2 separate regions of the Homo sapiens genome follow, and region 2 is linked to region 1. A link is a loop called in an ENCODE intact Hi-C map of the cell type or tissue named here. Cell type or tissue: gastrocnemius medialis. All regions are shown on one strand.

Region 1 (5,000 bases):
TGCCTTCCTTTCCCTGGCTTCCTGCCAAGTGTCTATGGTGTGAGATTCTGTTTTGACCTAACCCAACCCCAGTTGGGAATTTGCCTGCCTGGTCCTAGCTATGATGATTAATACTAAATTCTCAAGCTGCTTCTTGCCATGGTTTTTTCCCTTGTTACCAACCTTCTTGAAGTAATGGAATATTACAGTCAGTCTTCATGTTCTCATGAGCCGCTTTTTCCATCGTCTTTTGGCTTCAACCATTACCCACTTATACAAACTACTTTCTCAAAGATCTATAATGACCTCTGGTTGTCAAATTTAAGTGCCTATGTTTTCTGGGTGTCTGCAGTGGTTGACATTGAACACACACTTCTTTCTTGATACCATTTCTCTCCTGATCAGCCTGACATAGCTGATGTGCCTACTTTCATTCATTCTTCTCTAAACTCTTGGTCTTCCCATGCCATCTGGGAACAGCCCAGGCCTCCTCATCTTACATGGTGCATGCACAGATCACATCTCTGCAGCCTTCCCCGTGCATTGCATTTCCACTCACCTCCTCCTCTGAACTCCCCCGTGTGTACATTTTTAATGCTATTTATCACATTTTACTTTATACTAATCGTCATAGCTGGGTCCTTCTTCCCCCGTGACTGTAAGTTCCTTGATACGGGCAGATATGGTGACTGATACAGTTTTGAAATCCCCATGCCGCCTGGCACACCACAGAGCCTCAATTAGTTTACCCACTTTCAAACATGGGTTTTTGAGAAGGAAAGGCAAGAGTGGTGTGAGACGAGGCTGGAGAGGTAGCACAGGGCCAGATAAAGATGACAAGTTTAGGAGTCTTTGAGGATTCTGGATTTTACCCAAAGAACTATATTAGCGCAGGATTTTAAATGTGGGATATGACATGGGTAAAACCAACATTTAGAAATATTTCTCTGCTGGAATGGAGAGGGGCAGGCAAAAGATGGTGGTAGCTTAGATTGATGGTGGGGGACAGTGGGAAGAAAAAAAGGAAAAGATCTGAAGAAAAATCTAGTAGACAGAGTGGACAGGAATCACAATTGATTTGATGTGAGGAATAAAATAAATGAAAATATTAAGAGCGTTTGCCAAATTTGACTTAAATACCTGGCTGCATGGGGATGCAAATTTCACAGTGAGAGACTGCTGAAGAGCTGGGTTCACTGTGTGTGCAGCAGGAGGAGGTGCAGGAAGTGAGGAGGTAATTTAGTTTGGTTCATATCGAGCTTGAGGTGCCTACGAGACATTCAGGGGTGATATCCAGGAACATGGGTTTGGAGATGGAGCTGGATCTGTGGGAATAGACAAAAGCACCTAAGAAGGGGGTAGAATAAGAAAAGAAGAGGGCCTGAGACAGAGCCTGGAAGATTCCAGCATCAATAGGCTAGGGCAAGATGGCAGAGTCAGCCCCAGACACTGAGGAATAGTTTGGTGTTCCTGGGCCTGAGGGACAGCAGTGTTCTCAGAAGGTCACCTGTGGCAAAGCTGCCAAGAGGTCAAGTAAGAAGAGAACTGAAGAGCTTAGACTGGAGGTAGCGTGGCCATGTGAGGCACTGTGAGGGCAGGCAGACGGAATGACATTGGAATGAGCTAAGAAGTGGGTAGACAGGAGGAAACGGGACTGGCTTGCAGGGAGCTCTGCTGAGAAGTTTCATTGCAAAGTGAGGAGAGATAGAGGCTGTAGCTCAAGGCATCTGTGGGGAGTGGGAGAGGTTAGGGTTTGTTTACTTGTTTTTGCTTTTAAGATAGAAGAGACTAGAACATGTTTAAATGTGAGAATGGAAGGAGGCAAGGAAGAGGGAGAAGGTAAAGACTCAGGAGCCACACATGACAAATGATGACTGAAAGCGTCAAGTTCCCAAGAAGGTGGGAAGATGGAGCCTCCAGGCTGCAGATGGAAGAACTGGCCTTTGTCTGATGAGGAGGGAAATGTCTTCATTTACAACAAGAAAGAGGAGATGATGAGTACGGTGCAGGGGCTTTGTGACAACAGGAAGGCAAGACAGCCTTTGGAGAGGCTTTAATGTCTGTGATATCAATGTGGAGCTAAAACTCTATTACTATTAATAATGAATTATCATAATGAAGCAGCTACCAGTAGCGACTGATGACTATGCTAAGAATTTGTATTTAATAATTTAAGCCTCACAACAAACTTATTGGGTAGGTTTTATTTATACCTGAGGAAACTGGGGTTCATAGAGGTTAAATAATTTGGCCCAAAAAGTGACAGTTGGTAAGAAATAGACCCAGGAATGAACCCTATGCCCATTCCAAACTCCCTGTTATTGCTATTACTGTGGCTATTGTCTGGCTATTGCTGTTACATCGGCAATAAGGGCCAACTCTTTACTTTTTTAAACTCACTGTGTGCTTCATGCTATTGGGAAAGTTTATAGTATACTGGAGAAGGCTTTCCTCGTCAATCTTAGGGTTAATTGAACTGTGTGCAGCTTATAATTCTAAGAATACTGGAAATGGATGGAGACAATCAGAAGAGTCCTCCCCCACATTGTGTTCCGAAATGCAGTGATTAGGTGTCATATTCTAGCATTAAAATTTTTTATCTGCTCCTTGTCTGCACAGGAGGGCAGCAGATATTTACCAGCACTGGAATAGTTAATGAAGCATGCAGCATTAGGTCTCTTTCTCATAACGGGCTTTGGGATTTTTGCTGTGATTGTTCAATGTACACTCTGCCCTCTAGTGGCCAAGATCTCCCTCGACCCGAGGGGTATCCACGAAACCCCACGCAGGGCCGTGGAAGGGGAGTTTCCTTGCACTTCACAATGGCTCTGTCCAAAGGATTTTCTTATGTGCATTTCTGTATTATTTTCATTCATTAGTTTCTCTCTCCATCTTCTACAGTAATGTATGATCAATTGGAAAACCCAGGTGACCCAAACTCCAGTGCCATTTCATAGCCATACAGCCTTGAATGCAGTCGTTATCACTGTGAGCCGGATCCCGTGGATCTGAACATGGGCTTTGGAGGCAGAAAGACCTGGACTCCAGGCCCAGAGTAGCCCACCTTTGTACGCGGACAGTTTCTTCCCCTGGGAAAGGGGGATAACATTACCTGCCTGGGGATTAAATGGGCAAGTGTGTACAAATGGCCTGGCACCTCACGATTGTCCAACAGATGTTGGTTCTCATGTTTCTTTGGCTTAACTCCCTGATTTCTGGGAAGATCTTTGAAGAGTAAGTGAGAATCGTCTCTGATGACAGTGTTGCGTTTAGCCGGTGTTGCATTGTAATTGTCTGATTATTGTTCATGTGCCCCATTGGACAATAAGCTTTGGTGAAGATAGGGGTCTTGTTGGTATCCCCACACCCAACACATAAGCCATTCAATAAATCTTTGCTGAATGAATAAGAATGAAATGTGTCCTAACACAAAGAAATGAAAAATGTTTGAGATGATGGATATGCTAATTGCCCTGATCTGATCACTGTACATTGTATCAAAACACCACTGTGTACCCCATAAATATGTACAATTATTATGAATCAATAGAAAAAAACTGGCTCGGCGCAGTGGCTCACGCCTTTAATCTCAGCACTTTGGGAGGCCTAGGCTGGCGGTTCGCTTGAGCTCAGGAGTTTGAGACTAGCCTAGGCAACATGACAAAACTGTACCTCTACCAAAAATACAAAAATTAGCCAGGCATGGTGGCGCATGCGTGTGGTTCCAGCTACTTGTGCGGCTGAGGTGGGAGGTTCACCTTAGCCTGGAAGATTGAGGCTGCAGTGAGCCATGACTGCACCACTGCACTTCAGCCTGGGTGACAAAGTGAGACCCCGACTCAAAAAAAGAGAAAAGCAAAGCAAAGCAAAGCAAAGCAAGAAACCCTGAACATATGGCTCCCAAATTCAAGCATCTCAAGTCATTTCCTAGGCACACTAAATTTTAAGACCTGCTCTAGAGGTTTGACCTCTAGGAGTCAAGCTATGGATAGAATTTAATTTGGGACTTACCTTTGTTCTCTATAATCTGCTTCATATCTGGTGACTTTTGACCTCAGCTGGGAAACAGAGCTCATGACTTCCTGCCAGATTCTTTGTCAAAAGAGCTAGTACGTGTGTTTATGAAATGGAGTCTGACTTAATGCAGAAGCTTTCTTTAAAGGTCTTGACCATAGTTTAGGGTTAAGGGAATTATTACAGAAGAAACAATTAGCATCTTACTAACTGACTGTAGGCTTGAAGTCTTTCCAAATAAACAATTTTCTTAAAAATGTTATTTATCTTTTACTTAAAAATGGCCCCTTTAGTCTCTGTATGCTTCTCTTCTTGAAACTGTGTCTCTAGGGTTTCCAAATGAGCTCATTACTTGATCTGGCTTGCTGCAGTTTCAGGAAGGCAGTTCCTATAATGTTCCTGATTGTTTGTTCTGACGTTCTTCAGACATCAGTTACACAAATGTAGAAAAAAAGCCCAGGCTTTCCTCTAGGTCGAGTTGCCAGTATGCTTCTATGGAATTTGATCCCCCAAAAAAACTACTTAGGAGACCCGAATCTGGGGGCAGATACATTTCCATAGCTCTTGCCTCAAGTGACTATTTTTTCAGTTTTATTGAGGTATAATTGACTAATTGTATATATTTGTAGTGTACAACATAATGTTTTAATATATGTATACATTGTGAAATATTGCCACAGACAAGCTAATTAACATATCTATCATCTCACATAGTATTTTTTGGGGTGAGAACATTTAAGATCTGTTAGCAATTTTCAAGTGTTTAATACACTTATTAAATATATAATCTGAATAACTAATCTGAAGATTATTGGACAGCATGGTGACTGTACAATAGTAATTCATCCTGTCTACCTGAAACTTTGTACTTTTTGAGCAAATCACCCCATTCCTCCTCAAGTGAGTATTTTAATGTTTAAGTTTCAGAAACTTTAGGGAAAAAATTCTTTTCTCTCTCACAAGTTAAAATCAAAGAACCCAGTCTGGTTACATTTAAGTGAGCCAGG
Region 2 (5,000 bases), 480 kb before region 1:
GGAGAATCCCTTGAACCTGGGAGGTGGAGTTTGCAGTAATCCGAGATCACGCCACTGCACTCCAGTCTGGGTGACAGAGCAAGACTCTGTCTCAAAAAAAAAAAAGGAAAAAAAGAAAGGGAGTTGCATATTCCCTATGTATCCTCTCTCTGGAGGTAGTGCAAAGCATGTGGGTTTTGGAGTCAGGCCTGACTCCGTTGTGTAACCTAAGGGTAAGATTTTGGCCTCTCTGAAAGCTCAGTTTCTCATCTGTAAAATGGGGATAATAATACCAGCCTCATAAGGCAGATGTGGTGATTAAGTGAAAAAATGAATGTAAAATGCTTAGAGCAGTGCCTGGCATGAAGCAGGTGCTTACTTTGCTCCTTGTCCTCCCAAGCCTCCAGTGGGAACTTCTGCTTTCGGAACAGTGCCACATTCTCTCTGGAAAACAAGCTATGTTATTTGTTAAGCTGCTCCAATGGCTCAGTCAATAGACTAAGAGTTATAGTCCCCAGAGTCAAACGACCTATTGTTATTAAATTGCCTTGGCCCTGCTAGTTTTGGGAGTTGTCATCTTGCACTGTTGATTTACAGTTTTCTTCCAACCCTTCTCTTGTAAATGTTGTTACTAGTTCAGGGCACTAGATGGCGCCATTTTACTAGGTATCGATAACTTTCAAAAACGGACCCCTCTGTCCTGCACTTTAAAAAAAAAAAAAAAAAGAAAAAGAATTTATATCGCATGCATCAGTATAGCCATATATTCCAGCACATCAAAGAAATACCTTTACATTTTGGTGTTTCTTTCATTTATAATAGGGAGAGTGTAATGCTGAGAAATCACCCAGAGGTGCACACGATTTAGTTCCATGGTTTAGTAGAGCAAGAAAACTATGGAGTAGACTCACAGGGAAGCCACAAATTTAATGGAAACTGGAAAATGAAGTGAATGAGGTAAAGTCAAATAAAAGTGGATTACTTGGTGTTTAAAGAATGGATAGGTAGGCTGGGGCACGGTGGCTCACGCCTGTAATCCCAGCACTTTGGGAGGCCGAGGCGGGCGGATCACCTGAAGTCAGGAGTTCGAGACCAGCCTGGCCAACATGGTGAAACCCTGTATCTACCAAAAATACAAAAATTAGCCGGGCGTAGGGGCACGGGCCTGTAATCCCAGCTACTCGGGAGGCTGAGACAGGAGTACTGCTTGAACCCGAGAGGCGGAGGTTGCGGTGAGCCGAGATCACGCCACTGCACTGCAGCCTGGGCGACAGAGGGAGATTCCGTCTCAAAAAAAAAAAAAAAAAAAAAAGAAAAAAAAAGGATAGGTAATGCCATGGTAAGCTCTAACAATGGAAGGATTTCTAGGGAAGATGATAAGCCGCTGTTAATCTCCACCACAAGGAAGAATAGAACAAGAAGAAATGGACTTATATGACTACATGAGAGACGTAAGTTAACTACAAGGAAGAATTTCTGGAGCCAAGGCAGTGTAATGTCACAACCAGGAAAATTATCAAATTTTTCTTTATTAATGTTAAAAACAAAGTAGACAAGAACTTGACATGTACAGGTTGGTTTATTTGCCATTCTACTAGAAGACGGAGGAAGGTTCTCTCCTTTATCATGATGCTTATTTGAAGCCTGGCATGACACAGGGTAGGACAATAGTCTTGTGTCCCAATCGTGCAGGCTGGGACTCGATATGAGCTAACAGGATTAGCAGTGTTTTGAAAAGTATCCCATTATTATGTGTCTGTATATCGGTATTATATTAGAGATCTATAGGAGTTGCTGGCATTTTTTTTCTTGGTTTCTAAAATACTTATATAAGGGTTGGGCTAGAGGGAGGAAAACGATCACAGGCGAAGAGAAAATCAAAGATCTCTTCATTGGCACTGTTTTTTGAACCTCTGTCTTGTTACTTATTATATGATCGCTCAGACTGTGGTTTGGTTTTGTTTATTGGCTATTCCTTATTGATACCTGTAATAGCTTGTAGATGAATATGGAGATTACATAGTTGTGATTATACACCAAGTCCACAAGGGGGCGCCAAACTCGACCTTCTCCCCAGAGTCACCCAACAGTACATATGGTGTCTATCCTGGTCGGTCTCCTTTCTTCCTCTCCTGCCCCATGGTACCATCAGTCCTCCTCCCGAGGTCCCATCTTCGTCCTGGGAGAATGCTTCATGTATGCCTTTTCAGGTTCTTCAGATCCTCATAGCAAATAATAAATAAGACAATAAAACTTTCCATTGCTCACAGTGACTGCCCCTCACTGCTTAACTTAGCTGCGCTATTCTAACAATACTACATCTTTCCAGGCTGGGCCTCACGTGGCTCATGCCTGTAATCCCAGAACTTTCGGAGGCTGAAGTGAAAGGATCCCTTAAGGCTAGGAGTTCAAGACCAGCCTGGGCAGCATAGCAAAAACTCGTCTCTACAGAAAATAAAAAAAAATTAGCCAGGCACAGTGGCATGTGCCTGTAATCCCAGCTACTTGGGAGGCTAAGGCTGAGGCAGGAGAATCGCTTGACCCCAGGAGTTCAAGGCTGCAGCGAGCTATGATTGCACCACTGCACTCCAGCCTGGGTGACAGAGTGAGACCCCATCTCTTAAAAAAAAAAATACTATATCTTTCCTAAGGTCATCTGCCAGGAAGGGGAGAGGTGAAGAAATAAAGATGGTGATGGAGGATTGGGATGAGGTGGAGAAAATTTAGTCCAGCCAGATTTTTCCTTTACTGATTATAAATGCATTGCGTGTTAACTGTAGAAAATTTGGAAACAGATATAGAATAGGACAAAAAGCAAAATTATTTATACTTCTGCTACTTCTAGATAACTACAGTTAATATTTTAAAACATTGTATTCTATGTAGCCATAGGAATTTGGAGAAACTGAAGCAACTGTTTGTAGAGAGCTGATCTGAAAAGTTATCCAGGGGCTAAAAAAGCAAGCATGATCTGTGGATCAGTGGGTAGAGAAAATCTGTTCTCAGAGAGAAAAGTGAGGCAGGGATCTAGAAAGAAAAGCAAATGAAGGTCTCTTGATCTCAGAGAGCAATAGAAAAAGTAAGAGTGGCTTTCTGGATATGAATAACTATTACGTATAAATTAAAAAAAAGAATGGCTTCCTGGGTCTTCTGTGCTTCTCCTTTTCCCAGTTCCCAGGATTAGGAGTTTTGAGCCATGACAGTACCGCTCTTAGGTCCTGTGAGCAGTTTCTCAGTAGCCTTTCAATAGTTCAAACAAGTAGGTTTTCTTTTCTTTTTTTTTTTTTTTTGAGGTGGAGTCTTGCTCTGTCGCCCAGGCTGGAGTGCAGTGGCGCATCTCGGCTCACTGCAAGCTCCGCCCCCTGGGTTCACGCCATTCTCCTGCCTCAGCCTCCCGAGTAGCTGGGACTACAGGCGCCCGCCACCACGCCCGGCTGATTTTTTGTATTTTCATAGAGACGGGGTTTCACCGTGTTAGCCAGGATGGGTTTTCTTTTCTTGAAATCAAAGACCTCTGACTAGAATAGCCACATGAAGTAATAGGAGCTTTATTATTACTGCTATTGACAACCTTATGGAAAGTGCCTTTTTCATTCCATCATTCACTGGAAAGCACAATACTGATGCTCTGCCCAGGGCCTTTTTTTACTATTCCCTTTAACCAGAGATTCAGTATGCTTTCACTTCCAACAGCCCATACCTACAACCCTTCTTTTTTTTTTGAGGTCTGCCCACCTACTGGAACCCACCTTACATGCACGCATAAAGAGCACCTGCCTGGAAATTTGTGCCCCACTGAGGGGACCACTAACCAATGACTGGTTATGGGAATATAAAGCCCTAGCCCCCTTTCCCTGGGTTGGAACAACTCTGAAGCCTAACTTACTTCCAGAGTTCTGCAGGATCATGCTGAAGCTACCAGCTGTGGACTTTGAGACTGAACTTGCAGTAGGCAGCGTCTAAGGTGGTCCCCAACGATCCCCGCCTCCTTATATTCATACTCTTGTGTAATTCCCTCTCCTTGAGTGTGGGATAGACAGGGTGACTTGCTTTTGATCATTAGTATATGGCAAAAGTGCGGGGATGCCACTTCCATGATTAGATGACAAAAGATTGTGATTTCTGTCTTGCGAACAGACTATTTTTTTTTCAGGTTGTACGCTTCAGCAAGGCAAGCTTTCTGGCAGGGAACTGAGGGGAGCCTCTGGCCAACAGTCAGCAAGGAACCAAGGCTCTCAGGCCATCAACCTGTATGCAACTAAATGCTAATCACAATCATTGACTGAGTGTAGAAGTAGATCCTTCCCAGTCTGGGCTCTTAAATGAGCCTGGATCAATACCTTGATTACAACCTTGTGACAGGCCATGAAGCAGAGGACTCAGTTAAGTTGTACCTGGATTCCTGACACACAGAAACTGTGAGATAATGAAGGTGTATTGGTTTTAGATGCCAAGTTTTGGGGCGATTAGTTAATGTAGGTTAATACAGTACCTTGCTTGGTTTCCTCCCATTACCTGTCTTGTTTCCCCCATTCTCTTACCAGTTTTTCCTGAGGTCCCTTTCTTAATAAAGCACTTGCACAGAAACTTCCCTAAGATAGCTGACTGAAGGCAACAGATTCTAAGGATGGGGTTCTAAAGTAGGATAACTTATCAGCCAGCTGGCAACAGGACTATCACTGCAGTAAGTGGAGTGTTGTAGGCATATTGTAGCCTTGCAAATGCTAAGACTGTTATCTGTGATGAATTGGGACAGGGATGTAGGTAGAAGGGATGTTCAGAGACAGTTGAATTAATTGGTTGATTTTGGGTGCTTACTGCTATACTGAAGAGAGAAAATAACAAACTCATTTCCAAAATAGGGCATGGTGTGGAAGTCTGAAGACCTCTAATGCAGCAGCCAGAAGGCAGAACATGCTTAAGATAAGGCTTAGGATCTGAGTATAAGAGTAGCAGAACTTCAGAGAAGACTGAATTAGCAGGTTTTCACAAGTCAATGTCGTGATAGGGAAAGTCTAAAC

Evidence for each region. A loop is a pair of places that touch in the nucleus more often than their neighbours do. Peaks named below come from ENCODE experiments on the same cell type or tissue, not always from the same donor. Only the 100,000 strongest peaks of a DNase experiment are listed, where the experiment ranks them.
Region 2: a loop joins it to region 1, with 5 times the contacts of the local background. A loop is called at or near these places in 34 of 110 quality-filtered maps.

Annotation. Positions count from the first base shown.
Region 1 is chr14:33,837,516-33,842,515 of GRCh38, reverse strand. No RefSeq gene overlaps it. Among named protein-coding and RNA genes, the nearest start is that of EGLN3, 110 kb to the left of the region's middle. RefSeq lists a silencer at 2,619-2,913. In gastrocnemius medialis, a CTCF peak has its summit at 2,739 (motif pointing left); a DNase peak (open chromatin) is centred at 2,712.
Region 2 is chr14:34,320,171-34,325,170 of GRCh38, reverse strand. No RefSeq gene overlaps it. Among named protein-coding and RNA genes, the nearest start is that of SPTSSA, 140 kb to the left of the region's middle. In gastrocnemius medialis, CTCF peaks have their summits at 619 (motif pointing right), 1,842 and 2,045 (motif pointing right); a DNase peak (open chromatin) is centred at 2,036.